Linked DNA regions of Homo sapiens: region 1 is linked to region 2. The links are chromatin contacts, found by POLR2A ChIA-PET in ENCODE. All regions are on one chromosome and are shown on one strand. The core of a region is the stretch at or near the end of the contact, and the rest is flanking DNA. Distances in the headings are between cores, read along the strand shown. Region 1 overlaps PIEZO1 (piezo type mechanosensitive ion channel component 1 (Er blood group)). Region 2 holds the start of NDUFB10 (NADH:ubiquinone oxidoreductase subunit B10).

Region 1 (2,700 bases), core at 101-2,600, about 87 Mb after region 2:
AAAAAAAGGCCTGTGCCCCCTCCTCCCTGTTCTCTGAGGGGGATGCCCGCCGCAGCCCTGGCTCAGTCTTCATGTCACCCCCTTGCAAATGTGCAAGCTCCTGAGGCCGCAGGCTGGGGTGGGCCATGGCAGGGCCAGCCTCCCCTCCAAACACCCACGGGACACGTGAGTGGAGGCACATGGCTTCCAGCTGGCCCCAGGGGTGCCTGGAAGACTGTGTCAGCCTCTGGAATGTGAGGCGGCCTGTCTGTCCACCCAGAAGCTTCTGGCACTCCAGGGAGCTCGAGCTCGCTGTGCTCTGGAAGCAGCAATTACTCCTCCATCTGTCACCAGCGGCTCCAGCCAGCCCTCAGGTCCACGTGCCTCCTTCCTCCTGGGTCTCATTGATTCAGGCTGAGCCTCCCCCTCTGGCCCCCCAGTAACTCCCGGCGTCACGCCCAGGCCCTCGCTCAGGGGATCTGAGTAGAGGGGAGGCCTGAGTCAGGACAGCCCTCCAAGAGTGGGCAGCCAACGAGGGACCCCCTGAATAAAAACCGCAGAGGAGGTCTGCCCACCTGGCGTGGGGGCCAGGGAGGAGGTGGGCAGGGGGAGGGGCCTTGCCCGAGACCAGAGGTGGCTGGGGGCCGAGGGTCGGCAGGAAGCCAGGCGACCGATGGGCGCAGCACAGACTGCCTCCACGTGGCCCTGCACAGCCTGGCCTCACTAGGGGAAGGGTGAAGACAGCAGCTGGCGCTTCCCCTCAAAAAAACCCTGGGGGCTCAAGGCCACCCCTGAGGTCTCCAGGCTCCTAGGAACAGGGCCTGACAGGGAAAAGGCTGACAGGCAGGTCGGGGGACTGGACAGCAGCTGCCTATTGGGTGACAGGCAGGTCGGGGGAGTGGACAGCAGCTGCCTACTGGGTGACAGGCAGGTCGGGGGAGTGGACAGCAGCTGCCTACTGGGTGACAGGCAGGTCGGCGGAGTGGACAGCAGCTGCCTACTGGGGGTGAGGGCTCCGGCCACCCTGCACCCAGTGTCCTCCTGGGTGGTCTTAGGAAGAGGGTCACTCGACCCCAGCCCTCCAGTGCAGGGCCCCACCGGAGCTTGCTCTGGGCACTTCTGGCCCTGCCAAAAGTCCCCTCAGGTGCCACCATCCCTGACCACCAACACCTCCCTGCAGGTCCCCCGAGTCCCTTCAGCACCGCAAGCCTCCTCCCCGCCACTGCTGACCTTCAGAGATTGGGGCCCCTCCAGGCCTCCCTCTCCCCTGGCTTGGAAGTTCTGTGCCCGGCGATAAGGTCTGGGATGCAGCTCCCAACACAGCAGGAACCGGTCACCAGGCAGGGCTGGGTGGGCGTGGCCTGAGCTTCTAAGCGCATGACTGTCACCTCCTCCTGGCCTCTGCCTGGGCCCCCTTCCCACCCACAGGATGGCGACGCCCAGTGACTCCCTGACCAGGCTGTAATAATATAAACTAGAGGTCCAGCCTGGTGATACATGCCTGTAATCCCAGCTACTCAGGAGGCTGAGGCATGAGAATCGCTTGAACCCGGGAGGCGGAGTTTGCGATGAGTCGAGATTGTGCCACTGCACACCAGCTTGGGCGACAGAGCGAGACTCTGTCTCGATAAGTAAATAAATAAAAATAACAATATAAACTGGAGAAAGACACCCGTGGGTGCTGAAGGGGAAAACAGGACCCAGCTGTGATAGCCAGGACAGCTCAGGGTCAAGGAGACTCACTCCTGGGCTCCAGAGTCCCCAGCAGCAGCCTGGGCACCTCTGTATACCACGTGGAGGAGAAACGGGTGGGCATCGCTGGCCCAGCTGCAGGTCTGAGTGGGGGTCCCAGGAAGCCTGAAAAGGAAGCCGGCAATCCCGCGCTGGACCCATGAAGAAGGGCCGACCAGACAAGGATGGGGCCCAAGGGCAAAGAGACCGCTTGTCTTATGCCACAGTGGCTGGGGAGAGCACTCTTAGGGTACATGGGGTTCCCTGCAGGATTCCGCAAAAACAGGGCACCCCGGAGCCGGCTGCGCAGGAGCGAACGGTGCCCACATGGTCTAAGATACCTCAGCACAGCCTCCTGGGCGCTGAAACCACCCAGGCATTCAGAGATGGTAATACCAGGCCTGGGAATTAACCCCAGAGGAACCAGTCAAAGGAAGGAAAAACAGGCGCAAAGATAGTGGCTATGTAACGACAGGGCGGTGCTGGGAGGCAGGCTCACTTTGCAGGGACCCAAAGGCACCCACTCCATCCAGCAGACACCCAGGGAGGCCCCGGCCCAGACAGTGAAGACGACAGAGTTCCCGGCCGTACCCGTGACACCCAGGACGTAACGGAGTGAGGGGACCAGGGACTCCGGAGCATGGCAGAGGGGCCGTCCCTGACCCTGACAGGACGCAGGCCCTGGGGAGAGGCCTGGCTCCTGGAAGGTGAGCAGGATTGCCTGGCACAGGCTGGAGCAGGAGGCAGAGGCGCCCACACAGGACACAGAGGATGCCGGGGCAGACCTAGCGGCCAGTAGCCAGGCAGAACAAGGCCCAACACAGGCTGAATGCCATGGCCACCCACACAGGGAGAGGACGTTCAGTGGCAGGTAGAGCCCCTGAGCAGAACCCCCAAGAGTGTCCGGGCTTCATCTGAATGAAATGCCTGCTCTTAAAAACACATGGCGGGGGCCCGGCGCAGTGGCTCACGCCTGTAATCCCAGCACTT
Region 2 (2,548 bases), core at 49-2,548:
CTGGAGCAGGGGGCGGCGCTCGTCGGGGAGGTTCGGGCCGCACAGGAGCCCACGGAGTGGGGGAGGCTCAGGCATGGCGGGCTGTAGGTCCCGAGCCCTGCCCCGCGGGGAGGCAGCTAAGGCCTGGCGAGAGAAATCGAGCGCAGCGCCGGTGGGCCGGCCTGCTGGGGGACCCAGCACACCCTCCGCAGCCGCTGGCCCGGGTGCTAAGCCCCTCATTGCCCAGGGCCGGCAGGGCCGGCCAGGCTCTCCGAGTGCGGGGCCCGCCGAGCCCACACCCACCTGGAATTCGCGCTGGCCCGCAAAGCACCGCGCGCAGCCCCGGTTCCCGCCTGCGCCTCTCCCTCCACACCTCCCCGCAAGCTGAGGGAGCCCGCTCTGGCCTTGGCCAGCCCAGAAAGGGGCTCCTCAAGTGCCGCCAAAGTGGGAGCCCAGGCAGAGGAGGCGCCGAGAGCGAGCGAGGGCTCTGAGGACTGCCAGCACGCTGTCACCTCTCACTGTTTGTCTGTAGGGTTGATGGTTCTGTGTCGCTGGCCTCAACCTCAGGACAGGACATGACCAGTGTCCCCCCTGGATAGCAGCCAGGGGCCGTGCCAGGTGTGGAGACTGAAGATGTGGCCAGCAGGACCCTGCTCAGTGGAGCTGCCTAGAAGCACCAGAGTGCCCCAGGGCCAGGATGGAACCATCAAAGCCGGCCAGAGGGCCCTGTGCCCAGGGTAGGTGCCTTCTCCCTATGAGCCGCCTAAGGGCAAGCCCTGCCTCCTGGTCTGCTCCCTGCCCTCCCCCAGACAGGCTCCCAAGTTAACTGGCACCAGCCAGTCCATGAGGGGCCCTTGTAGAGAGCGGGGCCCAGAGAAGTCTGTAGGGACTAGGCAATCCAGGAAAGCTTCCTGGAGGAGTAGGGTGTTTGGAATCGCGTGCTATTTGTTCACTTTGTCGTGTGCGCTCTAACGGCCTGTGTTCTCCATCACAGTTTATCTTATTCCCTGCTGCACTCAGCACAGTGCCTGGCGCGCAGTGGGAACCGAATGACCCCCTCCTATTCCTTATGTCAGTTGCCTTTTGTCTGTTTCTTTCATCGTAAGCAGGAATCTGTCCGGTTCGCGGCTGCTTCCCAGGCGCCCAGACCAGCGACCAGCACCGCGTAGGCGCTCGGCACAGACCGAGAACGGAGGCCCCACGCGGGGGCGCCCTGCGGCGAGGCGGGTCCCGGCCGCGCCCGGCGGAGCCGGGGAACTACAAGTCCCATGGTGCATCGCGGCGCCAGCGCGCAGACGCAGCCGCCCTCGGCGTCCTCTGTAGCGGGCGACCTAGGCCGCGGGACCCGGACGGAGGTAGAGGCCAGGGCAGCGCGTCCGGGAGCGGAGTCCGCGCCCGCCGCCGCCATGCCGGACAGCTGGGACAAGGATGTGTACCCTGAGCCCCCGCGCCGCACGCCGGTGCAGCCCAATCCCATCGTCTACATGATGAAAGCGTTCGACCTCATCGTGGACCGACCCGTGACCCTCGTGAGAGGTACGAAGCCCCAGCCCGGGGCTCCCTCGCCGGCCTCTGGGGACCCCTGGATCCCACACCCTGCCTGGATCCTCCAATGCCTCCGGGGTCCCGTCTGCCTGAGACCGCCCCCCGCTGCACCCCGGGGACAACTCCCCACCCCCGGAGACCTCCGAGCTCCGTCGCCTCCTTTGGCCTCCCACTGCACCCCGGACCTCACCTCCCAGGATCCCTTACTCTCCCCTGCACCCCGGGATGCCCCGCTTCTTCCCAGGACTCTTCCCTCCCTGCCGCACCCAGCGCCCACTGCCCCAGGACCCCGCACTGCTCTCCGCCCCCCGCCGCCCCGGGCACCCCTCCACTGCACCGCTGGCCTCAGGCCTCTCTCAAATGTCTCTCTGCCGGATGACCAAGTGTCGGGGTGATGGCCGAGATGCCCAAATTCAGCATCTCTGGAACGAACCGGGAAAATGCCCAGTTCAGTTTTTGTTGTTTTTTTTTTTCCTGAGACAGTCTCACTCTGTTGCCCAGGCTGGAGTGCAGTGGCGCGATCTCGGCTCACTGCAACCTCTGCCCCACCCCGGGTTCAAGCGATTCTCCTGCCTCAGCCTCCCCAGTACTAGGATTACAGGCGCACCACCACCACGCCCAGCTAATTTTTATATTTTTAGTAGACACGGGGTTTCACCATGTTGGCCAGGCTGGTCTCGAACTCCTGACCTCAGGTGATCCTCCCACCTTGGCCCCCAGGTGCTGGGATTACAGGCCTGAGCCACCGTGTCCAGCCTGGTTCAGTTCTTTTTGAACACTTGGGGTGCATAGCATGCTCTGGTGGTTCTTCCGTAAGAGGGTGAAGTCTCCAAATCAAACCCCCAAAGATCTGGAAACCGTGCAACAGCGGACCCAGCTCCCTCTCTTTTGTAGCAGTTGTAGAGCATGTCTGTCCTATGTGTCTGGATGTTCGAGCTCTCCTTTTAGCTCGTTCATTTCCCAGTGAGGAAGCTGAGGCCGTAAGGTGGTAAGTTCTGCTTGCTGGAGGCTCCCTGTTGGAGCC

What was found. ChIA-PET counts read pairs that join two places held with the same protein, here RNA polymerase II (POLR2A).
Region 1: POLR2A ChIA-PET joins it to region 2 with 14 read pairs in AG04449. The contact joins the enhancer-like site here to the promoter of NDUFB10 in region 2. POLR2A ChIA-PET finds 5 or more read pairs at or near these places in 2 of 52 experiments (AG04449 and activated CD4-positive, alpha-beta T cell).

What each region holds. Positions count from the first base shown.
Region 1 is chr16:88,772,786-88,775,485 of GRCh38, forward strand. The region is part of intron 1 of PIEZO1 (piezo type mechanosensitive ion channel component 1 (Er blood group)); the gene reads right to left. Among named protein-coding and RNA genes, the nearest start is that of PIEZO1, 11 kb to the right of the region's middle. Within about 2 kb of position 1,351, at least 18 of the 41 ENCODE cell types and tissues checked have a DNase peak (open chromatin) inside an H3K27ac peak, as active enhancers do.
Region 2 is chr16:1,958,240-1,960,787 of GRCh38, forward strand. It overlaps NDUFB10 (NADH:ubiquinone oxidoreductase subunit B10), which reads left to right and starts at 1,299. Exons shown (of 4, transcript NM_004548.3): 1 at 1,299-1,515. The coding sequence starts at 1,386. RefSeq lists an enhancer at 1-356 and silencers at 1,079-1,388, 1,819-1,928.